4 separate regions of the Homo sapiens genome follow, and all the other regions are linked to region 1. The links are chromatin loops, found by intact Hi-C in ENCODE. Cell type or tissue: PC-3. All regions are shown on one strand.

Region 1 (8,000 bases):
CGGTGGGCAGCTGGCTCTGCTTGGAGGGGCTTCCTCTGGGTCCATGCCTTGTGCAGTGTTGTCACAGAGCTTGGAGGACTGGCTGGCTCTTGCTGCAAGAGGGCAAGGGACACAGGCTAGCAGCAAGGGGGCTGTGGCTTGTGACTGTGTCCACAGAGCCTGTACCCACCCCCAACCCCAGAATGGTCTTCCAGTCCCCAAAGGACAGAATCGGAGTTGTCTTCAGCCATTTCAGACACGCCATTATCTTGAAAAGAAGGAGATCTGGAGTTATGCATCAGATATTCTCCCCAAGACTTCAGATAGCACATACGTGCCAAGTTTAAGGCAGAAATCTTCCCTTCTTAAACTGTAACTATCTGAAAACCCTGTGAGAGCTCAAAGCTTGAGACTGTAGGTTTTGCAGTCAGGCAAATATTGGCCCTGCCCCAATGCTATGTGCTCTAGGGTTCCTCACAGGCCCTCTCTAAACTCAGACCTGAAAGATGATGCCAGTCTGAAGGAACAGATAGCCAGGGCAAAGCCCCTAGCAAAGAAACATGCTCAGGTTTTCAGGGACCATTTGTGAAAGGGGTAATTAAGGTGCTCCCTCCTCGGCCTGCTCTGATGTCATTGTGACCAGCTGTACCTCCTGCTTCCCCTGCAGCCACCCATGGCCCCACACATGGCTTGCCGCATCTGGAGGTCATGCAGCAAGCCCAGTGCTTCTTGGGAGAGACGCACCTGGCCCTACCCCAGGGGCTGTGTCACCTCCCAGGCAAGGCTCTCTCTCCCACAACCAAGACACGGTGTTCCCTACTCTGCTTTAACTCCCACTGTGACTGGTTTTGTCGGGGGAGAGAGGATGCTTTACAAAATACTTATCTTTATGCTTTGATTTTACAGCAGCAAAGAAAGTCACCTTTGGGCTCATCTTCCAAAGACAACCTTCCAAATTCTTGAGTGTATTTCATTATTGCCTTTTTTATAATAAATATTTTTCCATGGTTGAGAAATCACATTTTTTCCTCTTCCTACCAATTCATTTATTTTCTTGGCCTGCCACTTCCCATAAAAGGTGCAACATATGGTAGAGGAATTTTCCTCCACCTGGGGTTTTGGAAATAATTCAGAATGGTTCTTTGGCTTTTGCTGGCTAGAAGAATGTGTGTTTTCTTTTATGAAATCTGCTACTTAGAATCAAGGGTCATAAAACCGAATATAATCTGGGAAGACAGATTAATTTTTGTTATAGTAAAAACTGCTTCTCACAAAGGAATGCTGAAACATGGACACATGCGCTTCCGGAACCCAAAATGTTCACAGTAATTATGTCACGGTGCCTTTTCTTCCTTTTTTCCTTATTTGTATTTTTTCAGTCTTTTTTTTTTTTTTTTTTTGACGGAGTCTCGAACTGTTGCCCGGGCTGGAGTGCAAAAGCACGATCTCAGCTCACTGCAAACTCTGCCTCCCGGGTTCAAGCACTTCTCCTGCTTCAGCCTCCCAAGTAGCTGGGATTACAGGCACCCACCACCATGCTCATTTTTTGTATTTTTTTTTTTTTTTTTAGTAGAGATGGGGTTTCACTATGTTGGCCAGGCTGGTCTCGAACTCCTGACCACATGATCTGCCCTCCTTGGCCTCTCAAAGTGCTGGGAATACAGGCGTGAGCCACTGCCTCCGGCCCAGTCTTTCTACAAAACATGTCATACTTGTATAATAAAAATATTTTTAAAATTCACTAAAATAAGGGGGGAAAACAAATAAAAGGCAAATCCAGTTAAGTGTACTATATCTGGTATGTTACAGGATGATAATAGATGTTTCGTGAAGAACTAGTCCAGTGATGAAATAAGTTGGGAAACATTGAGTTAAACAAAGCTAATTGGATTTATTCCCTGCAGGACTTCTCAGAGCCTTTAATATCCTGGTGGGCCTTATGATCTTTAAGAGGGTGCTATACCTAGTGATGTTACCAGGCTTATCTCATCTCTGAATCCCCATTCTGAGGAATATCTCTCCAGACTGATTATCTGTGGAACACTCTGGAAAACCCTGTTGCCAAGCTCTGACCATGTGCAGAATCAGGGAAATGCTCAGGTCTCATTAGGCCAAGTTCTAATATGATCTGCAGAGTTGAATGAAGCCTTGTTAGGTTGGGAAATTTGAGACCACATCAGCTATTAAATGAGAAACACTGCTGAGATCTCACTGGCAAATTAAGACATGTGGCCAGGTCAATTATGGATTTTCCAATTACAAGATTTGGAAAGGTAGAAAGACATTCCTGGGCATTTGGTTAGTAGGATCACTGAGCTTTTGGTTCAGCACGGATGATAAGACTTGGATAAACAGAGGGAATTCCCTGAACCCCAAGGGAATGAAATATTGTGTTAGCTTATTTTGTGTTGTTATAAAGGAATACCTGAGACTGGGTAATTTATAAAGAAAAGAAGTTTATTTGACTCACAGTTCTGCAGACTGTACAAGAAGCATGGAGCCCACATCTGCTTGGTTTCTGATGAGGCGTCAAGAAGCTTTTAGTCATGGCAGGAGGGAAGGGAAGCCAGCATGTCACAGGGCGAGAGAGTGAGCAAGAGAGGGAGGAAGAGGTGCCAGCCTCCTTTAAATAGCCAGCTCTCCTGTGAACTAAGATTGAGAACTCATTCATTACCATGGGGAGGGCACCAAGCCATTCATCAGGGATCTGCCCCCTTGACCCCAACACCTTCCACTAGGCCCCACCTCTAACACTGCGGATTACATTTCAACATGAGATTTGGAGGGGACAAACATCCAAACCATATTAAATATACTTGCAAATAAAACAGTCCAAAGAAGCATAAAAGGGATAATGGAGAGTGGGATCAGTGGACAGATCAGGGCTCCCTATATGCACTCAAGCCTCACCAGCACAAGGGCTGGGCCTCCAACTGCCAAATCTGCATCTCTTTGCCTGAGGGCTCCCTCTGGCCATTGGAGCCCGCAATGAGCAGCAGGCCAGAAATGCATAAGCACTGATGTGCGGCAGCTTGAAACCAGTGACTGGTGGGAACTGGCGAACAAACACCCCAGAGCATCCCACCTTGTAGGCAGGATGGTCCTGATGTGCACTGGCTGCAATGGCTCCCGGAATTCCTCAAAGGCTAAATCTCCAGATGCCCATAGTGGCCCCTGGTTTGATAACACACCGTTGGTTGCCTGCCTTCCTGTCTCTGTCTTACTTTCCCTAGGAAACAAGGTAAGTTCTGCAGGAGTTTCTACTCTGGCTAGAAAGCCTGATTTCCTGGGTTTTCATGATTCTTCAAGGCGAGATTTGTACCACTGCAGTGAGTTAAGAACAGTTTCATTTTATTTCTGACAGAGGGCAGCATTTCGTTTTCTTTCACAGAGAGATGTATTCCTGGGCTTGCAAATGACTCTAGCTCAAAATAAAGAAAAACAAATTGAAATAAGGATTTTAATCACTGTGAAGGGAATGAAAGGCTGTGTCAGCGTTTCCATGGTAAGTGCCGTCTTTCAGGGATTTATCATCCCAGCTGTAAAAATATGCTTTATGCTAGGATTTGGCAAGAGCAACCCTCAGTCACTTAAAACCTATATATTATTAAAGATTCTACTTTCAGTCAAGTCAGAAACGTGACTCTGTATAAATGCCACAGAATGCTCCTCTGACCCTTGTGACTGCCAACTGCTGCCTGCCACATTCCCTGCCAAACCAGCTCAGCACTGAGAAGTGGCAAAGGCACAGCAGCTGGACCTCCCCAGAGGATGCTTTGCGTTCTGGAAATGGTTCCGCTGAGGAAGAGGGCCTGGTTCTTTGTGGAGGCTAAGTGCGGCCTTTTGGGGTCTCCTGCCTAGGGGTCTGTAGGTGGCTGTTCTCTGAGCACTGGCTCACTTGCTCCCTCTCCCGCATCCCAGGTCCCAGGGCTACTCAAGGGGAAGGGGATGTGTCAGCACAGCCACACATCACCCTTGGCCCCTTGGCTCGGGATGCCGAAGCCACTGCAGACAGCATAAGTGGAAGAAACTCAGGTTGAGCTGACAGGAAGTGTTAGACTTGTGCTGATTTTACCTGGCAACCCGAACTCCCGTGGTGTGAGGGGAAGAAAGGCAGCTAGGTCAAGTTAGCAGCCAAAAGAGAAAGCAAAACAGGGCTCAGTCTGAATTTTTATGTCACATCACATAAAAGCCACCTCTGCTTGGCTTTAAATAAGACCAAATTTGCAGAAACTGGTATGTCCTTTATTCGAAATAGGGTTGTGGAGGTGGGGCGGGGGGCTCTTTATGATAAGAGCAGAATGTCACTTTTTACGACCCAAGATGAATCCTTAGTGTGGTGCCAGTGGTGTTTATCAGGTCTTAGGCATTAGCAATTTAATCTTTCCCCTAACACAGCAAGTGGTGCATACTCTGATTTCCATTTTCAAAATGAACAAATCGACACCCAGAGCTTAAGGAATTCACCCTTATGAAGGTCTCATGGAGAGTCAATAAGGAGCAGGCACTTAAAGGCATATCTTTCTGACTCTAAGTCATGGGGCTCCATATATTGCACTTGGGAGCAGGCACAAATTCTTCTCCCAGGAAACAGTGCAGGAGCAGGGTTCCAGGGTTCCACCAGCCCATCTCCTCACCCATCCCCAGGTGGTGGGCATCCTGGCACAGTGCTCAGTGTGCCCCAGCCCTAGCAGATTTCCTGCTGTTGAGATAGACAATGGCTGCAGAGGGCAGGGCTAGGAGCAGTGGCTAAACTCTAAAGCGTTTTGATTGCTAACATTTTTTGAGTGGTTACTGTCTATCAGTCACAGTTGGAAGCACTGTATATCTGTTACCTCTCTTAGAACCACTCCCAGCAACTGTCTGAGGTAGGTAATAGCATTGTCCCCATTTTATAGGTGAGGAAACTGAGGAGCAGAGAGCTTAAATAACTTGCCCAAGGTCACATAGCCAGTAGAAAGTGGAGGTGGGATTCAAGCTCAGGCAGCTTGACTCCCCAGACCAAACTGAGGACTGGTGTCCTGTGTGGGTAGCAGGAGGTGAGGGTTGAGGAGGGTGCACTTCACCAACCTCTGAATATTCACGCAGGGGCTAGGTGTTCATTGGTAACCCAATCATAAGTGGCTGGGCTGGACAGGACTTCAAGCCAGCCAGTCCCGCCTCTCATCTTCCTGTTGACCGTGTTGATTCTGTAAGAGGCAAGGGCTGCCCGAGGGTATCCTCCTGTTCTCTAGGATGCGACACTCTAGGCAGAGCCAGAGTGGGATCCTGAGTCTCCTGGGCCCCCTGTTCCTGCAGGAGACACGATCTTGTGATGGAGTCTCCCATGAGCAGGGTAAGGCAAGTTCCTCCTGTACTTTGTCCCCATGGTGACTCAGGTGAGATGGCCCCTGAAAAGCTGTGACTGGGAGAGTTACATTCAAAGTCTGGGCAGGGCTCCTGCAGGCTATCCTGCACCCCTCGGACAAGCCAGGTTGACTTCCCTCCTCCATCTCTCAGTCTGGAGAAGGAAAGAGATAACAAATAGCTGGGGGTGAGATGGACGTAATTAGCGGTTCTAGAGTGCATCATAAAGCAGAAAAACCGATTCCTGTTAGGCTGGGAGTGCCGTCTGTGCTACCCCAGGAAAATGGGATCACACAAGCAATTGTACAAGGCAATAACACCCCTGATGCTGAAGCTGTAACATCTGTTACACCAAGACATTTTGGTTATGACTTCATCATGCATTTCTGAGTTGGTCTGAGACAGTTTTTCATTGGCACTTAGATATATTGGTTTATAAGGCAATAGTGGAATTGAACCTTTCAAAGAGTTCAGGCTCTTCATGGGGGATGTGGTGGGGGAGAATGAGGGAGATGGGAGGAGACAGGAATAGAGAAAAGCTATAATATAAACAAAAGAAGAGCAAATAGTGGCAAATATTGGAAAAGATATTTATTCTCACTAGTAATCAAGGACATGATAATTCAAACAAAAAATGATTCTTTTGCATATCAGACCAGCAAAGACGTAAAAGAATGATCAAACCCAATTCTGGAAAGGAGTTGAGCGTGTTATTGAAGGGACCACACTGTTATTACATTGCTGGGGTATAAAAATTTCAAGCATTATCTCCTTGATCCAGCATGAAAAATTTATTTAAGAGTAATCAGACAAATGCTTAAAGGACATGTGTACAAGAATGTCTACAGTGGTATTGTTAGACTAACAAAAAAGGATAAACTGCTGAATGTAAATTAATAGAGGACCAGAATGGCAGAGTGAGAACCTTCATAAATCTGTTTCTTCATAAAAGCAATGAAAACACTGGCAAAAAATTGTTAAAATTAACTTTTTCTTAACTCCAAAAATCAACCAAAAGCTTGCAACAATACAAGTTTACTTAAGAAGAACTACTGAACCTCCATAAGAGTAGCAATTTATGGCTTTACTTTGTTTTACTTTTTTAAAGACAGGGTCTCACTCTGTCACCCAGGCTGAAGGGCAGTGGTGCAATCATGGCTCACTGTAACCTCAAACTCCTAGGCTCAAGCAATCCCCCCACCTCAGCCTCCCAGGGAGCTGGGACTACAGGCCCATGCCACCACACTTGACTAATTTTTTTAATTTAATTTTGTTTTTATAGAGATGAGGTCTTGCTATATTGCCCAGGTTGGTCAGTTTATGGCTTTGCGACCTGACCTACTCCCAACAATCACTGCCTAGCTCTACTGTAACTACAAAAACTGGCAGCCTTGGAGCTACCAGCTGGGGTTTAGAACATCTAAAAAAAATCCCATCCCTAAAGCATCCACACTAAAGAGCAGGCCAAAAATTTAAAAGAAAGATTTAGGAAATGAGATGTCCATAACACATTTTGAAAAGTTTTGACAGATCCCTGGCAATCCAGAAAACCACATGCATATCCAGAACTATGCACATGCCTAGGAAAAAAAATGAAAGGGCCTCATCTCTCATCTCTGGCTTACCTCGAAGCTCTGCACAAGCAAAACAGGAAAGCTACGGCTGAGGGGTAAACTGCTTGTGTATTGGAAGCATGCCTCAACACACACACAGTCCCTTGGGAAGGATAGAAGACTTATTGGTTCAAGGAATTTAAACTAACTTCTGACCAATAATTAACTGACAACTAAGCTACTGAGTAGAAACTTCAGTGGCCACACACTACAAGGAATACAGACTTCAGAGAAGTAATCCGGGAAGGTCACTCAGTAAACAGTAATAACAACAATAAATCCTGGGAAGAGAATAAATCTGATTTTCAGACTATCACATCATATTATCTAAAATGTCTAGTTTTCAACAAAAATTATAAGACATGAAAGAAATGGAAAAGTATAGTTAATATCCAGGGAAAAAAGCAATTGGCAGAAACTATTCATAAAGGAGGCCTTATATTGGATCACCAAATGAAGACTTTAAATCAGCTATTATAAACATGTTCAAAGAACCATGTCTTAAGGAATAAAGAAAAATATTACAATGTCCTGCCCCAAATAGGTAATTTCAATAAAAAGACAAATATTATAAAAAAGAACCAGGTGGAAATTCTGGAGTCAAAAAGTACAATAGCTGAAATGAAAAATTCATTAGAGAGGCTCAACAGCAGGTTTTAGCTAGCAGAAGAATGAGTAAATTTGAAGATAAGTCCATTGAGACTATCCATTCTGATCAAGAGACCGAAAAAAGAATAAAGAGAAATGAACAGAGCTTCAAAAACCAGTAGGAGTCCATCAAGTGTACCAATATATGTATAATAGAATCCCAGAAGGAGAGAAGAAAAAAAGTGCAAAACACTATTTGAAGAAATCATGGCTAAAAACTCAAATTTGATGAAAAACTTTTAATCTACACATCCAAGAAGCCCAATAAACTCCAAGCAAGACAAATTCAAGTCAATATACACCAAGACGTAACACAGACAAATCTTGGAAACCGGAAAAAAAAAGGGATTCTTAATAAGACGAATAACGGACTTCTCATCAGAAATGAAGGTCAGAAGGCAGCACAATAACATA
Region 2 (8,000 bases), 600 kb after region 1:
GAGATGAAACCATCCCTTGATATAAAGATGGTTTGAAGTAGAAGGAAAACCTCCCTGTGCAGGGGTGAGGCTGGGTTGGAAGAGAGTTGGAGGCTAGGGAAGTGTTGAGTGAAGGTCCTTCCTGGGACTCATGGACTTCAGCATTTCCAGGGAGACAAGGTGAGTGGAGTTTCAGGCATACCCTAGAGTGTGTTCTTTTCTACCTGCAATATTCATGAACAAGAACACTATTTTATTTTTCCTGTTCTAGGGAAAATTCTCCCAAATGGTGAGATAGGGAGAAAAGCCCTCCTCCTCCCTCTGGCCTCCACCCAGGCTCAGGTTTTTTGTTTCAGCTGCAAGGGCTGTGGCTGGTATCTTTTCCCCTTCTCTCGGTGAGTGGGAGGAGCTGCAGAATATGTTAATTCACACACATCAAAGATACACAAAGACCCAAATGACTGCAGAAAAGAGAACAACAGGATGCACAGAGCCTTAGCCTAATCAGTTAACTTACATTCTTTGCATAGAGGTTTGGAAGAAAAAATAATTACCAGGCTAAGGAAAGCCTTCCTAGCTTCCAAAATTCCAATGACTTTCTCCACCAGGATTATGCTGGGATGTGGCAGAGGGCACACCAGAGTCTGTAGGGCTTCCACGCAGGATATTCAAGTCTCAGGTGGTCGGCAGGCACAGCTTTCACAGCCAGGCCTTGCTTGGGACTCGGCCCCCGAGCATTGGTGAGAATTCTATTTAGGTCTTCCGTCTTTGCACATTTATTATTACTGGTTCTGGTGGGGTGGTTCTCTTTGAGGCAGTTTACACCGTGAACCTGAGTTGAACTCAGGCTCTGGCACTTACAACCAAGTGACCTCGCAGGTCTGTTTTCCCAGAAGCAGACCACTAGATAAACCTTTGCACGAAAGTGTTTCATTGCAGAATACTCCTAGGAAAATACAATAGGGGGACAGGAGAGTGGGGCCAGGAAGGGAAGGAGGCCAGGCAGGGTGCAAAGGGGCAGCATCGAACACAGTCCCATAGAAGGAGGAGGAAAGGCTCCCACTTGGCTCAATTCTGGTGGAGCTCTGGGGTCAGTGGAGACCACACCTGAGTGTGCCTGTCAAAGGCAAGGGAGCTAGAAACATTTATAGCCCTGCACCCAACAGTCTAAGGTTCAGGGCTTACCTGGCACACCTAAATTCCCAAGGACCCCAGACTCTTGTGGGTAGGCAAAGTAGACCCTGGTAGTCAGAGGCAGCTGTTCTCAAAAGTGACAGAAGCCAGGCACATGGGAGTTGTTGTTCACAACACTTGGGCAGTGGCTGAATCTGCTACAAGTGACCTCAAGCAGTTGACTTAGTCCGTAAGACCCATGTGAAAAACGGGGATTATAATGTACCCTCTTCACAGGATTGATGTAAGATCAAATAAGATGATACATAAATGTAAAGCACCCTGACAATTACTGCTCAGACATGGTGAACTCTCACTAAATAATACTATGATTATGCCGAACAATGGCACAAATTTAACTTCTGGATCTGTAGCCTATTAAGTCAACCCACCTTTCTCCTGTCCCCATGAAAGGCATGGCTACTCCATCCTGAAGGACCCTTGCCTTGTCATCCTTGTTGGGGCTGAAATCCTGGTAGCCATCATCAATCTACCTGAGCTGGATGGGAAGTGAAACCATTTACCTGCTCTGAAGTGGAAGGAAACCCTCCCTGTGCAGGTGGCCCGGTTCCTGCTCCCTGAGCCCTTCAGCATGGCTGTTCCTACCTGCCAGTGTGGCTCCTTCAAAGGGTTCCATGCTGAGAGGCTGGCTGCTCATTTTGAAGATGTGGATACCACTCAGATATTTTTGGAACTTGACTTTAAAGCCTGTCTAGTTCATGGAACAGCAACGTCAATCACTTTTTACTGAGCATGTACTACGTGCCACACATTCTACCAAAGGCTTGCTAGGCAATAGTTACTTAATGTTCACAGTACCCTGGGAGGTAGGTGCCACTATCTCCATTTAAAGATTTCCCCTCAGGGATACTGAAGTTGGAGGTCTTAAGAAGCTTCCTTAAAGTCACACACTCAGGAAGAGGCATCTTGTCTACCTCCTTAGCCCACGTTTGGAGTCATGTGCAATTAATCCACTCACTCCTTAAACCTATGCATTCCCATTTGTGCGTATCGAATTTTATAATTATTTCTAATCTGCCTCTAAGATTTAATAGAGGTTAAGCTTTCTATGTGAGCTCACTCTTTCTTTCCTTCTTCTTCTCCTTCTTCCTCTTCCTCTTCCTCCTCTTCTTCTTCTTTTGTTGCTTTAATAAAAGTGTTTAAAATAGCAGTTACCAGAGCTGCTGTTTTCTCTGCCTCTTTCGCCACCAGCCCACTGCCCTCATCACTGATGTTTATCTCGTGAGACCTAGGCCCCAGTTCTTTGCATTTAGAGGAGACAGCCCACAGTCCTGCAGATCTGAGATCTTGCAGCCTTTTTGCAATGACTCTCAGTTCTTACATCTTACATGAGAGTCATAATCCTAGGTCAAAGGTCAGTTCTTACAACTTTCAGTGAGAGTCATAATCCTAGGTCAAAGGTTTTTGGACTCCTTCCTCTCTTAGAGCTCTTCTGCAAATGATTCTTATTTGTGCTCAGCCAAATGTGCCTGTCCTGAAGGAGACAGGTACAGGGAAAAGAACAATGACTGCTTCTGCCTTGCTTGGCCCCCTGGAAGTGCAAAAAAGCTTAAGGTGTCACCAGCTCTGCAGTCCACACCAGCCTCTTCCTTGCCAGTTAATGGCATCTGTTCACCAACCAGCAGCAACCAGCTCATACCTCAGCCATTCTCCTTTCTTTTCTGCATTCTGAACACCAAGTGCAGAGACTCTGCACTTTTTCCATCTTCTGCACATGATATTTTCACAATGTACCAAAGTTCATTGTGGGCAGAGACTGTGTCTTAGTAAACACTATAAGAAACAGTGTATAAAGCACCAAGACAAAATTAAAAAAAAAAAGAAAAAAGAAGAACTAAGATATGGGCCCTACCTATCTGGAAGCCAGGTTTGCTGACCAAAGAACTCCCCCTGTGCCAGAGAGACAAGTCAACAGTGATGCTTGTGGAATTCTCTGGTCCCACCATGTTCCTGATTATCCACAAGAATCCTCCCCTTCAGTAGCAGCTGTGGAAGGGGGCCCATGCTGCCATGTAACCTTGGATGAAGTTTGCTCTGGATTAAGGGGCTGTTCTGGAGATTTATCAACCTCACCCCCTTCCAAATGGAAAGTGTTTTTGAACTTGCCTTGCTTGAATTGCATTATTGTATTTAGGATGTGTTAGTGAGGACTGTTGTTACAATCAGGTTGCAAAATTATGAGGAGGAAACACAAGGCTTGACTGTTACAGAACCAGGGAGAAACAGATTCCACTGGAGATTGTGGACTCTGAGAAAAATGGTTAACAAGGTCATCTCTGGGTGTAGTCACACAGCTGTGACTGTGGGTGTCTCTCACGGGTAAGTGCATGTTTGCACTTTTAGATCTTGGTAAATGCAGGATCCTTTAAAAATGTGCTATGAGAAGAAGGATGTGTGAGCCTGGCAGGCACAGAAGTGGAATGAGTGCACAGGTTTCCTGGCCCGGTCTGCCTCGGCCACTTCCAAAGAAGTTGCCTTGCCCACAGAACAAAAATAGAACAATCAGCCTTTACCTTCAACAATTGAAACCAAGGATGCAGATGTCGCAGGTGACTGGTGTGAAGCCAGGAGCCTTGTTACAGAGGCCTGGGTGAGGTGAGCCAGCAGGGTAGGAGGGCCAGGGGAGGAGGGAGGAGAGGAGAGTGCTATTTGGCTTTCTGAGGGCCTTTTTTCCCTGTAGTGGTGGAGCTGCCTCTCTTCCTGCTGTTTTTCCTGGGCAGCTCCTTCCTTCCCATAAACTCCCCTTCCTGACCAGTAAGAGGGCTTCTGATTCTTGTAACCCCTGACTAGGGCAAATGCCGGCCAGCTTGACCTTCCAGGCTTTCTCCACCCTCTCCACCAAAGGCATGTCCATAAATGCTTCAAATTCCTGAGTGCAGGGACTGTGGTGCTTCACCCTCATCCTCGCCTCGCAGACTGTCCTGGGTCTGGCTCATAGCAGGAGTCCCATGGCTGGTGAACAAACCGTGACTCTCTGGAGCCACATCATTCTTCCTGTAAATCAGCTGCCACCTGACCAAGGCCCAGAATAGTCCAGGCCCATGTCATCCCGAGCACTCTTGTGTGGAAAACAATGAGCCACAGAGGTGCAGAGGCAGTTCACCCACTGCTGAGTGTGCTGAATTCTGGCCTCCGTTGAATGTGTGCTGATGACACATGCCATCTTTTAAAGCTTGTAGAGCCCCCTATTGTCCACAGGTACAAACACAAAGCATTCTGATCACCCTGCAAAGCAAAATGAACCCAGGAGTGGGTGTCATAACTGGATCCTAGAAGCAGAACTCCCCAGTGGGTGTGAGGACCAGTAGCCTCAGAATCTCCTGGGGGATTGGTAGAAATGCACATTCTTGGGCTTCCCCTGAGACCTGCTGGATCAGAATATGCATTTCAACAAGATCTGCTCCCACTTCATCCCCATTATTTACTTGCATGTTAAAGTCTGAGAGGTGCTCATTCAGAAACACATTCAGCTTCATAAACAATATTTCTAAAGTTCTAGATACTTTTCATGTTAAGAAGAAAGAGTAGCACCCCCATGCTCATGCCCATGACAGAAGGGGGTGCCATGTGGTCGTTCAGAGTGTGAGCCTGGCTTCAGAGCCCACTGCATGACCTGGGTGGCCTCCTAACTTCCCTTAGATTCAGTTTCCTTATCTGTAAAATGAAAATAAAAGCAGGAACTACCCCAGAAAACTGCTGTAGGGATTAAATGAGAATATACATATTTAAATAGCTTAGGACTAGGTCCTTACTACATGTGCGCTACTATTATTTTGCATCATCAAAATAGTTGCCATTTAGTAAGTGTTTGCTGTGTGTTAAATACTGTGCTAAGCACTTCATACCACACATGGAGGTATTATTGTCTTCCTACTGAAGAGGAAACAGAAGGTCAGAGTGGATCAGGATCTTGGACTGAGATCTTGGCTCTCGAAGGCTAGCCGTGCTCTTACCCCCTAAGTCATGTCACCTGTTGAGGTCTATGGTATAGCTACAAAGGGGCCAACCAAAGAGGGAACCCATTTCTGTATGTTACGTTAAGACACAATGTGACACAAAGTAACTCACAAATTGCCTGTGTATATCCTTTGCCAGTTTTTATTTCCTCTTTGCTTTGTATTATTCCATCCATGTGAAACACCATCAACAATGCCAGGCCCTTTGTAAGTATTCAATAAATATTAGCCATTATTTGGAGGAGTTCTCTATGTATTCTTTATACCAATCCGTTTTCAGTTACATCCATTTCAAATATCTTCTCCCAGTATGTGGCTTATCATTTTTTACATAGTGTTTATTGCACAAAGGCTTTAAATTCTAATATTGCCAGATTTATCCTTTTTTTTTTAAGGTTTGTGTTTTGCATGTCTTAATTAAGAAATTTTTACCCCATGGTCATAAAGATACTTTTCTATGTTATCATCTAATGTTTTAAAATGTTACTTTTCTCATTTAAGTCTGTTTTTAAAAGCACCCCCGCCGCCACCCTTTCAAATGTGTTTGGAATATGTCCTTACATATGTATATAATCTTGTAAAATACATACATCTGCCTTGTGTCTGTTTTTAATTTACATAATGGAATTTTGCTACAAATCTCATTCCGTTTCCTACTTTTCCTACGCCACATGTTGCTCTATAGATTCTGTGTTTGCTTCTAAGTGCATTGTCACAGTTTACTTATCCATTTCCCTACTGAAAGATACCAGACTGCCTCCAACTCCCCAACAGAAAAACAGTGCAATATACCACCTGGTACTTTGTGAGAACTTCCATGGGACTGATGTGCTCAGGGTGGATTTGTTAGGTGTTGAAGCCAGTCAATGGATTCTGAATTTTGTTAAATGTTGTCAGAAAGATCTCCAGAGAGGTGGTTCCACCTTATATCTCCTAGCAGTATAGGTCCTCACTTACCCACATTTCTAACTTTTGCCCTTCCTGTGGATAGAAGAGCACATCTCATTTGAATTTCAATTCCTCAGATCACTGCTGATCTGGAGCTTCTCCTCCCATACTTGTTGGCCATTTGGTCACTTCTCCTGTGCATTGCCTGATGACCACTCTCTATTTCCTGTTGAATTTTTGTCATTGTTGATTTGTAGTAGACACATACTTGACAGTCTAGATAGTCATCCTTGGATTTTTGATGCTGCTGATACCTCCTCACTGTTTCATATTAGCTAAGAATTTCTTTCTGTGTCCTTCACTAAACAAACATGCCATACACACACACACACACACACACACACACACACACACACACAGTCAAAACTGTTAGCCGAGCACATACTATGTGCTGACACCACTAGGTACTTGTCTTAGTTTGGGTCCTTGTGAAGCTAATCTTGAGGCAAAGATATTGGTGTAAGTGGTTTATGTGGGCAGTGAAAGTAACACCTTAGGGAAGTGGGGAAGTGACCTACAGAAGGGAGGTGAGCCAATAAATGGTGTGTTATGAAACAAGTTACCACTGTAGGTGACAACCTTAATTCTGCTGTAGAATTCTGGGAGCCAGTGTAGAACTTGCCACTTAGAGTCAAGTGTTTACATCCCAGCTCTGTCAGTCATTACTTTGGGGGACTGGGAGGGTGTTAAATACCCAGCACTTCAGGCTTACTGCTGAGGCAGCAAACTGGGCTCTAGCAGCAAAGAAAGGTCTCAGGCAAAGCAATGTGGGTGCCTGCAGTCCCCAACCACCCCACCAGGCAGGCTCTGAGATGATGAGGGCGAGGGGACATGGGCAGGGCACCAAGAAGGCTAGCGCTCGGGCTTTATGTGCATTATCTTGAACCCAGAAGTCAAACAAAAAATAAAACACAAAACAAAAAACCAAAGCTCTGATAGCTTATGAGGTATGATTATGCCCATTTTTCAGGTGTGAAATTGAGGGTTGGAGAGGTGAGGTAAATTGCATGAAGTTAGTGGCAGAGCAGTGATTCAAACAAAGAATGTGCATCAGAGCTGCCTGGGAGAGTTTATAGAAGGCAGAGTCTAGGTCTGGGATGAGCTCAGACTACATTTGAGCTCGGTCTACATTTTAATCACGTGTTTGATATAGGTATCTATGTTAGTTATCTATTTCTGTGTGACAAAGTACATCATTACTTGGCAGCTTAGAACAAAAAATGATTATCTCACACAGTTTCTGAGGGTCAGGAATCCAGCGTGGCTTCCCTGGGTGGTTCTGGCTCAAGGTCTCTCACAGCATTGGAATCAAGTTATTGGTCAATCCATTTTCAAGTATGTTCCTCCCTGCTGTTGGTGACGGAACCATTCACTATCTCGACTGTAGTGGCAGATATATGAACCTCCATAGGTGATAAAAACATAGAACTCAGCCAGGCGTGGTGGCTCAAGCCTGTAATCCCAGCACTTTGGAGGGTTAGACAGGGAGGATTGCTTGAATCCAGGAGTTTGAGACTAGCCTGGGCAACATGGTGAAACCCCATCTCTCCAAAAAAAAAAAAAAAAACCCCAAAATTAGCCAGATGTGGTCTCGGCTACAAGGGAGGCTGAGGTGGGAGGATCACTTGAGAATAGGTGGTCGAGGCTGCAGTGAGCCTTGATTGCACCACTGCACTCCAGCCTGGGTGACAGAGCAAGACCCTGTTTCAGAAAAATAAATAAATTAATTAATAAATTAATTAAACAACACACACAGACACAAAGACAGAGAGAGAGAGAGAGAGAGAGAATGCCCAGGACATGTGCAACTGGGGAAATCTGAACAAGGGCCATGGTTTGTGTCAATGCCAGTCTCTTGGTTGTGATATTTTACTACAGTTTTGCAAGATCTTAACATTGAGTGAACCCAGGTAAAGAGTACAC
Region 3 (8,000 bases), 52 kb after region 1:
ATTAAATGCCATGTGCAGATTTTAAAGCCATGGAGATGTACAAGCAGCCCAAAACTCAAATTTGCCCCACAGCTTTTTCCTAGCAGAGCACTTTCCCAGCAGCTACTGCCTTTGGGCCTTGACATAGCCTTGGGGATGGGCAACACAAATGTTATCCAACCCGTTGGCAGGTGAGGCAGGTCAGGCCAACACAAGTTGAGGGGCCCGTCCAGAGCAACAGGTGTGGGGACAGAAGCCTCACCTATGACCCTGGCTCTTCCCATCTGAACAAGTTGTTAGGAAGTGAACCTGGAGCCTGATCCTGGATTTCCGAGTCAAGATCTGGGGTATGTTATTTAAGCATTTCAGACCCTGCCTTCCATGGTATATCTGGCAGAGCCTACAAGTGTATTCTATAAATCTTAATGGAACATGTGCAATGTGCCAGGCATGTTCGAGATGCTGGGGCCACAGCTGAGGAAGGCAGACAAGGTTCCTGCCTTCGTGGGGCTCACATTCTGGAGGGGACAGGCAGGCAGATCATAAACAAGTAAACAGATTAGTAAGCATGTAGCAGATGGTGACAAGTACTGGGAAGCTAGGGACAGAAGGTACAGGTGGAAGGCGGGGCTGCTTTATGGAGGGTGAACTGAAGCTCTTTCTGGAGAGGAGATGCCTGAACAGCCAGCCTAGTGTCCCATGTGGGGTTCCAGCTTTTAGGCGGAGCAGCTGCGGTGCTCCAAGATGGGACAAGCCTGGTTTTTGAGGGACAGCAGTGAAGTTGACCAGTTGGAGAGCAGGGATGGTCAGAGCACCAGGCACCCTCAGGGCATGGTAAGGAGTTCAGATTTTATTTAACGTGTGATGATGATGCTGGTGGAAAGCAAGTCTTAGCCTAGGTTCTCAGCTTCTTCTATGAAGATCGAGGTCACAGACTGGGCAGAATGGAGAGGACACAGAGGCCCTCATGGACTACCATGAGCTGGGCCATCTCTTGAATGAGCTCTGGAAGGGGTCAGGTGAGACACCTGGCCACTGCCTTATATACAAAGTTGGGGTCCTAGAGCTTGGATTTTTCTCAGGATATAAAATTCTATCTTCCTTCAACTTTATGTGCTTCTATGGGAAGCTACTGAATACCCTGATAAGGTTTCAGACCCTGCAACAGTGATTTGCAGGCCCTGAAGGCCGTCTAACTCAGGCTTGGATGGCCCAGTCTACTTATGCCTTCCTGCCAAGAAAAGATAGCCCAGTCCTGACATGGGGATGAGCAGAGCTGGGCCCTGGCACAGTGGCCGAATATTCTATATACCTATTTTCTTGGATTTGGAAGGTCAGTCTGGCACCTTGTTCAGGGCCAGATGAAAACATTTGGACCAGTGGTTTTCAAACTGTGGTCCCAGGCCAGCAGCCACAGCACCAAGTGGGAACTTGTTAGAAATGATAAAATTAGAAACTTAGGGGTTTGAACTCAGCTCTCTGTATCTTAACAAGCCCTCCAGGTGATTCTGATTCTCAAGAAAGTTTGAGGACCACTGCGTTAGAAGAAAGCTGGGCAGGTGGTTAAAACAAAATCCTCCTTTTGATGAGACTTGGCTCTCAGTGCAAAGTCAAAGCAGGGCAAAAACAGAAAAACTCTTCAGGGCACCAGGATGCGTGATGCACTGTCTGCCAAATACCTGACCAACCACAGAACCTGATATCTGAGGTGTAACTTTTCCATCCAGCAAAACTCTGTGGTGAAACAGATTGATAAAGAATAAACTTTGGCTGTTTCTCCCAACTAGATGCTGAGGCCCTCGTTTACTCTTGGTGTACTCTAGATGCTACTGTGTCATTCATTCATTCTCACACTCATATCTGTTGAAGACACAGAGATAATAAAATCCTATCTCCACTCTCAAGTAGCTTGTATCAAGAGGAGGAGTGTAACTTGTGAATGAAAAAAGTGACAACGCAGGGGAATAAGCGATTGCAAGCGAACTCTGGTTTGGAGTTGAGGAGTCATGGGGAAGGAGAGAGGGGGTGTCAGCCATGCCTAGAGGAACAGAAACACAGGAGTGTGGCAGGGGCTAGTCTAGTTCAACCAGCTTGGTGGCTGAGTCATTTCACAACATCACCAGGTGGGAAAACTTGAGTTCACATTCCCACATCCTCCCTGAGAACAGACTTGCCTGTAGGTCCAAATACACCTGATGGTTCCCCATGGACCTCCACGAACTCTGGAGGTGCTACCACTGGCAGCCCCGGTCCCCAAAGAGCTGACCAGGGGCTTTTTTCCCAGCTCCTCTTTTGACGGGGGCTCTTACTGACTGATTGGCCAACTCCAAAGCCCAGCATCCCCTTCTCAGTCCTGTCTCACTTCTACATCAGAATTTTGTCCATCTGAAAGTACTTTCCATTGAGCAAGGCAGGACTGGGAATAAACTCCTGCCCATAAAGTCAACACTTGAACCATTCCAGTCCTTAGCATCTAGACTTAGCAATTCTATTCAAACCTGCAGCATGGCCACCTTTGATAATTCAATCATTCAAAGCTATTTATTAGCCAGGGCCTGACCCAAATGTCCATCTGAGTCATCCTGTTACTGATGGTTAATAATTATGCTGGAATTTTTAGCCTCACTAGTAATCAACAATGCAACAAAGAGCTACTCTTTTTCACCTGTCAAATTAGCAGTGCTTTTTTTTCCGGAGAATACTCAATGCCAGCCAGGAGGCTGTGAGATGGGTTCCTTCAACACTACCATTAGTAAAATAAATGGGACATCCTTTCTGGAAAGCAATTCAACAATATGTATCAAAAACTGCTTAAATATTAAAACTTATTAACTCTGCAAATTCATCTAAAAGTTTAAAGGAAATAGTCAGGGATTTAGGCAAATATTTATACTGCTACCATTTATTACGCTGAAGGGAGTACACCATGTGCCAAGCACTTAATACATAAATTATCTCCCACACCAACAAAGATGTCCACAAAAGCATTGTTTTTAATAGTAAAAAATCATAAACAAGCTACATTTACAAAAATAGAGAATGCTAACACAACTTAGAATTAGTCCATAGAACATAATACTACACATTAGAAACTAGGTCTTTAAAGAATGTTAAATGCCATGGGGAAAGTGCTTTTATATACAACATAATTCTAACTTATGAAAGATATATAACAAATATACATGCATTAAAATAAAGAGAAATAAATAAAAACACTAGTAGGTAGTATAGGACTTTTTCAATGCTTTCTACATTTTCCTATTTTTCTACGATTGACATACATCCCCTTTCATGATGAAAAAGTTATAAAAATGAAAACACGCACACACAAATGTGACTTCCCCCTGGGTGTAAGGAACTCCTTTATCTCATTCTCCCTTCAGACAGCTGCCTCCTCATCCAGCCCTGGTGAATCCCTCACTTTGTCTGAGTGTTTCATTTTCTCTTTGCGAAATGGGCACAATAATCCTGGCCTCTCTACCGCCTAAGACAGTTGTATGTCACAGTGACCTTCTGCTAATAAAACTCCAGGTAAACACTAATTACCGTTGCTACTAACACACTAATGCTTTCTGGGAGTGGTGAGTCACACTAGGCTCTCATAAGGAAGGAATGGTCTCCGGGGACAGGATTTGACATGAAGACTCCTCTTGCCAGAAGACTTCTGCCTGTATAGATATCCAAGAGAGACTGGAAGGTAGAGTGGTGTCTCCATCAGCTATTACTGAGCACCAAACAACCCAAAACCTCAGTAGCATACCCCTGAGCATTTGTTACTTGCTCACACATCACAGATCAGTGGGTATTTGGCTGATCTTGGCTTGGATCAGCAGGGTTGTGCCCCAGGCTGCAGTTTGGTCCAGATCTGTTCCACATGCTTGTCATCCTCCGAGGACCAGCAAGCTAGCTGGGGCATGCTCTTCTCATGGCAATGGCAGAGGTAGAAGAGGACACACACAGTCCCACAAGCACATTTCAACCCCTCTGTGCGTCACTTCTGCTAATATTCCATGGTCAAGCCCAAAGTCAAAGGGTGGGGAAGTATTCTTCCAAAGTTGTGAAAGGATCAGCAAAGTTCCATGGCAAAGGGTGTGGATGCAGCAAAATATGAAGAATTGCGGCCAAGAACTCAATGTATCACAAGGAGGGTGGAGAAGGTAACATGAGCCACAAACCTGTTATCTGACTATCCAGACCAAAGGAAAGGAGGAAAAGAGATGGAGAAGGGATGGGCTATGACCTGTTGGAGGCAGCTGGGAAATTTCTTCTGTAGGTTCATTCACTCATGCAGCCAACAGACATGTATTGGGGTTTGGGCTTAGAGCTTGGTGGGGCTCTAAGTGATACAGGTGAGAATGAAGGCAGGACTCTATTCCCTCTAATTGTTTTCCTAAAAAACTATATTTCCAAACCTGTAGCCTACAGCTATATTTAAATGCACTTTAGTTTTCAGCCTTCTTGTCTCTTGTGTTGCTATGGTTTTAAAAGGTTGAGTGTATTTTTATAATCTCAAGACCATATCTCAAGCACTTCTTCCATATGTAAATATCTTTATGATCTGAGTTCTCTCTGAGAAGAAAAAAAGGATGTGTCCCCAGTCTGGACCACAAGGAGGCATCTGACAGTGCTGTAGACTGGGATGGTGGGTTTGCTGAGTGCCTGGGTCCACTTACCAGGACAGCCCCTAAGGAAGGTGGCGGGTAGCAATCCTACAGATGTGCACATGCAGGAGTAACTGAGGAGATGCCTCTGCAAAGACAGCAGAAAAAAACAAGAAAGGTTACAGAGACAGCATCAAGGGTCCAGAGCTGGGAGGCAGCTAGCCATGTGCATGCTGCAGGCTGTCGCTCTGGGTTAAGTGGGGTAAGACAAAGGCATGAGGAAGAGTTGCTTACCAGGAAGCAAGTAGAACCAGATGACAGATAAGTGGGTAGGGCAGAGCCCTACAGTGCCGAGCCCCCAACAGTGTTCCTTTTACATTTTTCTGTGCCAGGGCCCAGTTTTAACAGGGATGAATGAACAGGGCCAGCCTAGGGCCGCGAAGGAGCTGAATGCAACCTGCAATCCTGAAATATGGAGGCTAACATAGACCAAGGGCCCTTTTGCCTCACAACAGCTGGAGAGTCTGTGTTAAGATTATTCTTTTTAAATGGAACCGGATGACCCAGAACAACTACAGAACAGGAATCTCTTTCTTCCTCCAAAAAGAAACAAGTATGTAAAACAACAACAAAAAAACAAAACTAGTGTGGAATTTTGCATTATACCCATCAAGAATCAAGGATTGAACCCCAGTCTAATCATGAGAAAAAGTCATCAGACACATTCCCAGACACCTGACCATCACTCCTCAAAATCATCAAGGTCATCAAAAACAAGGAAAGTTGGAGAAACTGTCACGGCCAAGAGAAGCCCAAGGACAAATTATGATTAAATGTAATGTTGAATCCTGGATCGGATCCTGGAACAGAAAAAAAGAATTAGGTAAAAATTAAGGAAATCCAAATGAACTATGGACTTTGGTTAATAATAGTTCATCAATAGTGCTTCATTAATTGTAACAAATGTGCCATACTAACATAAGATGTTTATAATAGCATAAACTAGGTAAGGAATATATTGGAACTCTCAATAGTGTCTTCTTAATTTTCTATAAATCTGTTCTAAAAAATAAAGTCTATTTTAAAAAATCTAAGTCAAGGGTCAAGAGCATAGATTTGGAAGCCAGGTTGCCTAGAGTCCAATCTCAGCTCCTCCTCATCAGTTGTATAACTGTGGGGACCAGTCACTCAACCGTTCTGTGCCTCCGTTTCCTCACAGTGCAATGGGAATAACCATACTAACTACTTCCGACTGTCATAGGGACTAAATGAGTTAAAACTTATGAAACTCTGGAAGAGTGCCTGGCGCCAAATAAATACATGTGTTTATTTCATATGTAAATGAAACTAAAGGTACAGGTTCACTTCAAATATTCTGTAAAACAGGAGGAAGTAAACATTAGCTGAGGTTTTTTTTTTTTCTTTCTCTCTCTCTCTTCTTTAAAAAAAAGGAGAATGCTTAGGGCTTGGTGTGGTCTCCACTGTGCTACAACTCCCCCAGCTCTGCCCTCCTCCCTTCAGCTTAGCTTGAGTTCCTCTCTTCCTGTGCTTTCTACGCTTTCTTCTTAAGGATTCTCATTCTCTGCTAGGGTCAGAGGAGATGACGCAGCCTGGAATCCTCTTGCCAGAGACCATATTAGCACAAGTAGATCTACTGCCTTCTCCCCGAGAGCATCTTTCCAAATCTAGGATCCAGCAATAACCCCCAGATACCTCCAATCCCACCATCTTCCTCCAGATGCCTAACCCCAGGCCTCAGACCATTCATCTGCCTCTCCTGCCTGCACTGACACCCTTTCAGCTGGAAGCACCTTGGTAAGGAAGGGAACGTTACCACCCAACAGGATGCTTGGGAAATGCACATGTTCCTCATTGCTCAGGAAGAGGTTCTCCCTAAAGAACAATCCTGAAACTTGCCCAAGTGGCCGAAAGCTTGACATGGGTCATCTCCCTGTGAACATCTGGAAAAGAGCCTCCATGCAGAATCTGACTAAGGCATCTGCGGTTTCCTTCAGGCAAGACCTTGAATTCCTGGAGCATTTCCTTTTGCTACTCCTACCGCACCCCCTTTCTGGGGTTGCTGGGTAAAATAAAAGCCAAACACTGCAACATGTGTCAGCAACTGAAAACCTAAAGCTACAGGATAAAGCTGAGTCTACCAACACTATTCCTCGCTGGCCGCCCCCCTTCTTCTAAAGAAGCATATTGTCAAAAATTCTAAAACACTAGTGAAGGAGGTCATTCTTATGACCCTCATTTTACAGGTGGGGAAACCAAGTCCTTCTTGGTTTCAAGACAAAAAAGAAAAGAGATTTCAGGTGTGTTTCTTATTTGGAGAATGGGGTTGCACTTCCTCATCCATGCTCTATCTGGGGTTATTGTGTTTGCTTTGTTTTTCTTTACTTTTCATCAGGCCAGTACTTGGCAATGACCTACATAGACCACATGCTTAATAATAATTCAAGCTTTATTAGCACCCAACCTTCAAGGGCCTCTGGGGATTTGGCAAAGAGCAATATTTATGAAATAATCTCCTTGTTGCAAACCAACATTCATGCCTCTGGGGTGGCCTTTGAAGAGAAGAAACTGCAGGCTGAGAATGTTTGACATGGCAGTCACATGTCTGGCTTTTTTTTCTTTTTCATTTTTGATATGGAAATGTCTGAGACTACAGCACATTTTCACAGGTTGATATTTAAGATTTATATCAACTAGTATGGCTCAGGTATCAACCAATTAAAAGAATGTTGGTCAGGGTACCCAATCAAAGCCCCACTGGCATCCTCCCACCCCCAGTTGGCCAGGCATTGCCCCTTAAGTTGCAGGATTAAGGGAAGGTCCAGAGAGTTCTGAGGAAGGGTCTAGGTGGTCATGGTGGTGGGAAGATGGCTATACCAAGTGATATGGAAATAATTCAGTATCTACCTAGCTATCAACCTCAAATTCATACATATTCTCAATTCCTACAAAGTACAGATCCACAGCACATGGCTGAACACAGACTTGTCCCTAGGTGTACATGATGGTTAACTGTGGCAGGTGTGTTTGGATTCAGGAGACTTGAAGATGTCGTTTTGCTACATCTCACCTCCCTTCTGGGCCGCTGGAACTGGAAATGAAACTACAGGTGGGTCAGGTGAGTGGATAATTGAAATGAACAGATGTAGGAAGAACAAGAGAGTAGGTGCAAGTCACAAATGACAGCCTGAAATGGTCCAAGCTGGGGAAGCCCAAGAGGGTCTACAAGCCCAAAGAATGAGTGAGGAATCAGACCTAAGAGATAGGGCAAAAAAAACAGGGCAGTTGCTGGCAAGATCCTAAGACAAGAGAGTTGAGAAGACCAGAGCACAGTGAAACAAGTGGGTCTAAAGCCACTGCTTCAAAAGCCCTACCATAGCATTGCCATGGGAAGTTTGGTTA
Region 4 (8,000 bases), 300 kb after region 1:
GCAAGTCATCCCTGTGGTGTTCTCATGTTAGTGAATAAGTCTCACAAGATATGATGGTTTAAAAAAGAGGAGTTCCCTGCACAAGCTCTCTCCCTTTGCCTGCTGCCATTCATGTAAGACGTGACTTGCTCTTCCTTGCCTTCTGCCATGATCATGAGGCTTCCTCAGCCATGTGGAACTGTAAGTCCAATTAAGCCTCCTTCTTTTATAAATTGCTCAATCTCGGGTATGTCTTTATCAACAGCATGAAAATGGACTAATACAGTAAACTGGTACCAGCAGAATGGGGCGCTGCTGAAAAGATACCCAAAAATGTGGAAGCAATTTTGGAACTGGGTAACAGGCAGAGGTTCGAACAGTTAGGAGGGCTTAGAAGATGATAGGAAAATGTGGGAAAGTTTGGAACTTCCTAGAGACTTGTTGAATGGCTTTGACAAAAATGCTGATAGTGATATGAACAATAAGGTCTAGGCTGAGGTGGACTCAGATGGAGATGAGAAACTTGTTGGGAAGTGGAGCAAAGGTGACTCTTGTTAGGCTTTAGCAAAGAGACTGGTGGCATTTTGCCCCTGCCCTAGAAATTCATTTAACTTTGAGCTTGAGAGAGTTGATTTAGGGTATTTGGTGGAAGAAATTTCTAAGCAGCAAAGCATTCAACAGGTGACTTGGGTGCTGTTGAAAGCATTCAGTATTTTGTTTGTTTGCTTTTCGAGAGAGAGGTTTGCTCTTGTCACCCAGGCTGGAGTGCAACGGTACGATCTTGGCTCACTGCAACCTCCGCCTCCCAGGTTCAAGTGATTCTCCTGCCCCAGCCTCCCAAGTTGCTGGGATTACAGGCACCCACCACCACACCTGGCTAATTTTTTGTATTTTTAGTAGAGATGGGGTTTTGCCATGTTGGTCAGGCTGGTCTCGAACTCCTGACCTCAGGTAATCCACCCACCTCGGCCTCCCAAAGTGGTGGGATTACAGGTGTTAAACCACCATACCAGGCCTAGCACTCATTTTTATAAGGGAAGCAGAGCATAAAAGTTTGGAAAATTTGCAGCCTGACAATGTGATAGAAAAGAAAATCCCATTTTCTGAGGAGAAATTCAAGCCAGCTACAGAAATTTGCATAAGTAATGAGGAGCTGAATGTTAATCCCCAAGACAATGGTGAAAATGTCTCCAGAGCATGTCAGATGGGAGGCAGCCCCTCCCATCACAGGCCAGGAGGCCTAGGAGGAAAAAGCGGTTTTGTGGGCCAGGCCCAGGGTACCCATGCTGAGTGCAGCCTAGGGACTTGGTGCCCTGTGTCCCAGCCACTCCAGCCGTGGCTGAAAGGGGCCAATGTAGAGCTCAGGCCATGGCTTCAGAGGGTGCAAGCCCCAAGCCTTGGCACCTTCCACGTGGTGTTGAGGCTGTGAGCACACAGAAGTCAAAAACTGAGGTTTGGGAGCCTCTGCCTAGATTTCAGAAGATCTATGGAAATGCCTCGATGTCCAGGCAGAAGTTTGCTGCAGGGGCGGGGCTCTCATGGAGAACCTTTGCTAGGGCACTGAGGAAGGGAAATGAGGGGTCAGAGCCCCCACACAGAGTCTCTACTGGAGCACTGTCTAATGGAGCTGTGAAAAGAGGGCCACTGTCCCCCAGACCTGAGAATGGCAGATCCACTGACAGCTTTCACTGTGCACCTGGAAAAGCTGCAGACACTTAACACCAGCCCCTGAAAGCAGCCAGGAGGGAGGCTGTACCCTGCAAAGCCACAGGAGCAGAGCTGCTCTTGCATCATCGTTACCTGGATGTGAGACATGGAGTCAAAGGAGATTTTGCTATGAAGAGAAAATAGCTTGTGGATTGAAAGCATTTATAATTAAAGCTTAAAACATGACCTAGATGCTTACATTATACAACCCCAGGTGCCACAAAAGTGTACTTATGCTCAATGCTAAGTACCTACCTCTTGCATTACCTGTATGTGAGACATGGAGTCAAAGGAGATCATTTTGGAGCTTTAAGATTTTACTGCCCTGCTGGATTTTGGACTTGCATGGGGCCTGTAGCCCCTTTGTTTTGGCAAATTTCTCCCATTTGGAATGGCTGTATTTACCCAATGCCTGTACCCCCACTGTATCTAGGAAGTAACTGACCTGCTTTTGATTTTAGAGACTCAGGTGGAAGGGACTTGCCTTGTCTTGGATGAGTGGACTGTGGACTTCTGAGTTAATGCTGAAATGAGCTAAGACTTTAGGGGACTGTTGGGAAAGCATGATTGGTTTTGAAATGAGAGGATGTGAGATTTGGGAGCAGTCAGGGACAGAATGATATGGTTTGGCTGTGTCCTTACCCAAATCTCATCTTGAATTCCCATGTGTTGTGGGAGGGACCCGGTGGGAGGTAACTGAATCATGGGGGCAAGTCTTTCCCATGCTGTTCTCGTGATAGTGAGTAAGTCTCATGAGGAGTTCCACGGCACAAGCTCTCTCTCTTTGCCTACTACCATCTATGTAAGACATGACTTGCTCTTCCTCGCCTTCCGCCATGATCATGAGGCTTCCTCAGCCATATTGAACTGTAAGTCCAATTAAACATCTTTCTTTTGTAAATTGCCCAATGTATGTTTTTATCAGCAACCTGAAAAAGGAATAATACATCAATCCTACACAGCCTCTCTCTGAAAAAAAAAGGAGGGGACATTCATGAGGACAGTATTATTCTGATACCAAAACCTGACAAAAACATTTCAAGAAAAGAACACCACAGACCAATATCTCTCATTGGTATAGACGTAAAATTCTTTAGCAAAATATTAGAACATCAAATCCAGCAATCTCTAATAAAATATGGCCAAGTGGGATATATTTCAGAAATGCAAAGTTGGGCTAGGCTTGGTGGCTCACATCTGTAATCCTAGCACTTCAGGAGGCCAAGGTGGGAGGATCACTTGAACTCAGGAGTTTGAGACCAACCTGGTCAACATAGCAAGACCCTGCAGCTACAAAAAATTAAAAAATTAGCCAGGCATGTTGGCACATGCCTATAGTCCCAGCAACTTGGGAGGCTGAGGTAGACAATCACTTGAGTCCAAGAGGTTGAGGTTGCAGTGAGCCATAACTGCCCCACTGCACTTCAGCCTAGGTGACAGACAGAGACCCCATATAAAAAAAAATGCAAGATTGGTTTTACATTAGAAAGTTATTTAATATAATTCAACACATTAACAGAATAAAGAAGAACAATGATCCATCATATCAATATATACAGAAAATTTTTGACAAACTTCAGTAGTCATTCAGGATAAAAAGTCTCAGTAAAATGGAAATAGAGGCAAATTTCCTCAATCTTAAAAAGATACTGAGAAAGAGAGTCACTAACATCATACTTAATGGTAAAAACTTAATTGCTTTTTCCTTAAAATCAGGAACAAAACAAGAATGATAACTTTTACTAGTTCTATTGAACATTCTGCTGGAGATCCTAACCAGTGCAATCAGGCAAGAAAAGTAAACAAAGAACCTATAGATTATAAATGAAGAAGATAATTTGTTTTTATTTGCAGATGATGTGGTCATGTACAGAGTAAATCCTAAGTTTTACCCCATATAAATAAAACTATTACTAATAAGCAAATTTTTCAAAGTTTCAGGATAAAAGGTCAACATAAAAAGCAATTTTCTTCCTGTCAGCTGTCTTGCATCACTTAACAATGGATATATATTCTGGGAAATGTGTCATTAGATGATTTTGTCATAGTGTAAACATCATAGACAGTATTTACACAAACCTAGACAGTCTACCACACCTAGGCCATGTGGTATAGCCCATTGCTCCTAGGCTACAAAAATGTACAGCATGTTACTATACTAAATACTGTCCCCAGCTGTAACACAATGGTAAATATTTGTGTATCTAAATATATATAAACATATAAAAGGTACAGTAAAAATGTGGTATTGTGAAACCCTGTCTCTACTAAAAATACAAAAATTAGCCAGGTATGGTGGCAGGCACCTGTAATCTCAGCTGCTTGGAGGCTGAGGCAAGAGAATCAATTTAACCTGGTAGGCAGAGGTTACAGTGAGCTGAGATCACACCACTGCACTCCAGCCTGGACAACAGGGTGAGACTTCATCTCAAAAATAAATAAATAAATAATCTTATGAGACCACTGTCATATATATGGTTCATTACTGATTGTAATGTTGTTATGCAGCACATGACTGTACCAGCAATTAAAATTGGAAATGGATATTTAGGGATGAATACAATATGTACAAATTCTGTCAAATAAATCTATAAAATATTGTTGTGAAAAATTAAAGAGGACCTAAATAAATGGAAAGATATACAAAGTTCATGAATTAGAACATTCAATATTGTTAAAATGTCAGTTTATCTTCTCCAAATCAATCTAATGAAATGCAGTCTCAAAAAGTTTTGTAGGAATCAGCAAATTGATTTTAAAATTCCTCTGGGAATGCAGAGAATCCAGAACGGCAAAACAACTTGAAAAAAGAACAAAGTTACAGGACTAACACTATCTGACATGAAGAGTTAAAACAACAGTAATTGGGCTGGGCATGGTAGCTCATGCCTGAAATCCCAGCACCCTTGGGAGGCTGAGGAGGGTGGATCATGAGGTCAGGAGATCAAGACCATCCCGGCCAACATGGTGAAACCCTGTCTCTACTAAAATACAAAAAATTAGCCAGGCGTGGTGGTGCGTGCCGGTAGTTCCAGCTACTCGGGAGGCTGAGGCAGGGGAATCGCTTGAACCCGGGAGGCAGAGGTGGCAGTGAGCCGAGATCACTGCACTGCACTCCAGCCTGGTGACAGAGCAAGACTCCATCTCAAAAAAAAAAAAAAAAAACAAACAAAAAAACCAGTAATCAACACATAAGAATATAGATATATAAATGGAATATAATAGAGTCCTGAAATTGAGACACACATATATGGCAAGATGAATGTAGACAAGGTGCGAAAGTAATCAATGAGAAAAAAGGGTCTTTTAAACAAACGACTAGAGTAACAACTGGATATTCATATAGGAAAACAATGAACCTTAACCTCTCTCTCATACTATAAACAAAAATTAACTTGAAATGGATCATAGGTATAAATGTAAAAGTTAAAACTGTAAAACTCATTGAAGAAAATCTTCAGGACCTTAGGGTAACCAAAGATTTTTCTGACAAGACATAAAAAAGCAATAATCACAAACACACAACGAGAAACTGTACTTTACCAAAAATTAAAAATTTGTCTTCAACACATTATGTTAAGTAAATGAAAAAGCACATCATACACTGGGGAAAATATCTGCAATATATGTATTATATTTGACAATTAACTTGTGTATTGAATATGTAAAGAATACATGAAACTCAATAATGAAAAGATGGTGCAACAAAAATGAGCATAAAACTTTAACAGAATGTTCACAAATAGTATGCTAATAAACACATGAAGAGATGTTCAACATCATTAGTTGCCAGGGAAATGCAAACTAAAATCACAATGAAATATCAATGCATCTATCAGAATGGCTAAAAAAACTAAAAACTGACAATGGCAAATATTTGCAAGGATTTAGAACAACTGGAACTCTCAATCATTGCTGGTTGAAGTTTATGTAAAATGTTAAAACCACTCTATAAAACAGTTAGAAAATTTCTTATAAAGTTAAATATATACTTATCATAAGACTCAGTCATTCCACTAAAGTATTTACCCAAGAGAAATAAAGACATATGCACATGAGAAATGGGTACAAGAATGTTCACTGCTGCCTCATTCATAACGGTAAAAATATGGAAACAACCCAAATGTTCATTAATGGGTGAATGGATAAGAAATCTATGGTATATTCATACAATGGAATAAATATTTAGCAATATAAAGCAACAAGCTACATGCAATGACATGGATGAATCTCAAAAGCATTATGCTAAATAAAAAGCCAGATATAAAGAATACTTACTATGTTATTCCATCTATATGAATTTCTGTAACAGGCCATTGTCATCTGTAGTGACAAGAAAGCACTTCAGTGACAGCCTGTGCTGGGGAGTAGAAGGGACTGATTGCAGAGGGGAGGAGGAAACTTTCCAGAGTGATAGAAATGTTCTAAATCTTCTTGTGGTGGTGATTTTGGATGTATACAATTGTTGAGACCTATCAAGCTGAACATTTAAAATGGGTCCTCTTTATTGTATGTAAATTATACTTCAAGAAAGCTGATGAAGAATAGTGCATAAGGTATAATGCAGTGATCCTTCCTTAACTCTTCTAATTTTAACTGCAACAGTAATAAATACAATGTCAGACAGAGAGATTCACAAACCAAATTGTAAAGACAATTAAAAGAAAATACAAACGAATTTAGAGTTTTCCAGTCAATTTATAGCTATGAAACTACATGGAAAAACACTGACACTTTATTTAGCTTTCATCACAGTGATGGAGTTCTTAGCATTGAGCATAAGTACTCTTTTGTGGTGCCTGGGGTTGTATAATGTGAGTATCTAGGTCATATTTTAAGCTTTAATTATAAATCCTTTCAATCCACAAGCTATTTTCCTTTCATAGCAAAATTACTTTCCTGCTTTGGCCATAATGTCTAATAATTTTTAGCAGTGATTTCTTATGTGTTTAAAAAATTGCTGTGGGCACAATGCTGGTAGGTGGGTAATCCTTAAGGATTTCACAAAGTGGTCTACTCTACAAGTTGGTTTCATAATTTCCACAACTATTTCAGTCACCATGGCATCCCCAGTGTGCAGCACAGTATTGACACATGGGCCCTTGGGAAATGCTGAAAGGCTTATCTCTGACCCAAAACACTTTCCTGTAACAGAAAGAGCCCTGGAAGGATGGAAGCTTCCTGTGAAGGAGTCAAAGAGTGACAGAGCAAAGGCTGCACCAGTGGAAGAACTGTCACCATATGCCTGGTATGTGTGCACATGGCTTTCTAGGACTGTACAAAAAAACAGTGAATTTTCGGGATTTCTGGAGCTCACATAAACTTTAAATGTAAATCAAGCTTTACAAAGTTCCCACAGCACCCAATGTTTCACCTGTTTTCATGAATGCATCCAGGCTTCAAACTAAACAATCTCAGCAGGTCAGACTGTGGTGGTGGTAACTCAAATCTCTTCCCTAAACATCTCAGTGGGTTTTCTTTTTTTTGTTTTCTTTTTTTTTTTTTTGAGACAGAGTCTCGCTCTGTTGCCCAGGCTGGAGTGCAGTAGTGCGATCTCGGCTCACTGCAACCTCCGCCTCCTGGGTTCAAGTGATTCTCCTGCCTCAGCCTCCCGAGTAGCTGGGGCTACAGCTGCATGCCACCAAGGCTGGCTAAGTTTTTGTACTTTTAGTAGAGACAGGGTTTCACTGTGTTAGCCAGGATGGTCTCAATCTCCTGACCTCGTGATCCACCCACCTCGGCCTCCCAAAGTACTGGGATTACAGGTGTGAGCCACCACGCCTGGCTGGATTTTCAATCCTACATCAATTAGCTGCTTTTTTTTTTTTTTTTTTTTTTGAGATGGAGTCTTGTCCTGTCACACAGGCTACAGTGCAATGGCACGATCTTGGCTCACTGCAACCTCCACCTCCCAGGTTCAAGCGATTCTCCTGCCTCAGCCTCCAGACTAGCTGGAATTACAGGCACACACAACCATGCCCGGCTAATTTTTTTTTTGTATCTTTAGTAGACATGGGGTTTCACCATGTTGGCCAGGCTGGTCTCAAACTCCTGACCTCGTGATCCACCCACCTTGGCCTCCCAAACTGCTGGGATTACAGGCGTGAGCCACCATGCCCGGCCTAATCAGCTGCTTTTAGTGATTTGCCCCGCGGACAATTCCTTCAGGTTTATATTGATTTCATCTCCTACTGATTCATCAAATTAACAGGACTTGAAGGCACATGACCTGTCAAGAATCTTTCACTATTCTCTTTTATAATATTCCAGGTCCTGTTCAGTTGTTTCATTAATTGCACTGTTAGGAGTGAAAA

What was found. Hi-C counts contacts between places; a loop is a spot of excess contacts. Peaks named below come from ENCODE experiments on the same cell type or tissue, not always from the same donor. Only the 100,000 strongest peaks of a DNase experiment are listed, where the experiment ranks them.
Region 2: a loop joins it to region 1, with 5 times the contacts of the local background. A loop is called at or near these places in 4 of 110 quality-filtered maps.
Region 3: it touches region 1 in a loop (6-fold over the local background); 18 of 110 quality-filtered maps call a loop at or near these places.
Region 4: it touches region 1 in a loop (8-fold over the local background); 3 of 110 quality-filtered maps call a loop at or near these places.

What each region holds. Positions count from the first base shown.
Region 1 is chr3:43,158,947-43,166,946 of GRCh38, forward strand. No RefSeq gene overlaps it. Among named protein-coding and RNA genes, the nearest start is that of POMGNT2, 57 kb to the left of the region's middle. In PC-3, a CTCF peak has its summit at 3,343; a DNase peak (open chromatin) is centred at 3,365; H3K27ac peaks cover 1,672 bases.
Region 2 is chr3:43,755,329-43,763,328 of GRCh38, forward strand. No RefSeq gene overlaps it. Among named protein-coding and RNA genes, the nearest start is that of ABHD5, 68 kb to the left of the region's middle. In PC-3, a CTCF peak has its summit at 4,376 (motif pointing left); a DNase peak (open chromatin) is centred at 4,213; H3K27ac peaks cover 1,201 bases.
Region 3 is chr3:43,211,291-43,219,290 of GRCh38, forward strand. No RefSeq gene overlaps it. Among named protein-coding and RNA genes, the nearest start is that of SNRK, 71 kb to the right of the region's middle. In PC-3, CTCF peaks have their summits at 4,601 and 4,801; DNase peaks (open chromatin) are centred at 2,081 and 3,551; H3K27ac peaks cover 2,969 bases.
Region 4 is chr3:43,461,537-43,469,536 of GRCh38, forward strand. All of the region lies in intron 11 of ANO10 (anoctamin 10), which reads right to left. Among named protein-coding and RNA genes, the nearest start is that of SNRK-AS1, 110 kb to the left of the region's middle. In PC-3, no CTCF peak of the experiment used is centred here; a DNase peak (open chromatin) is centred at 3,745; H3K27ac peaks cover 2,085 bases.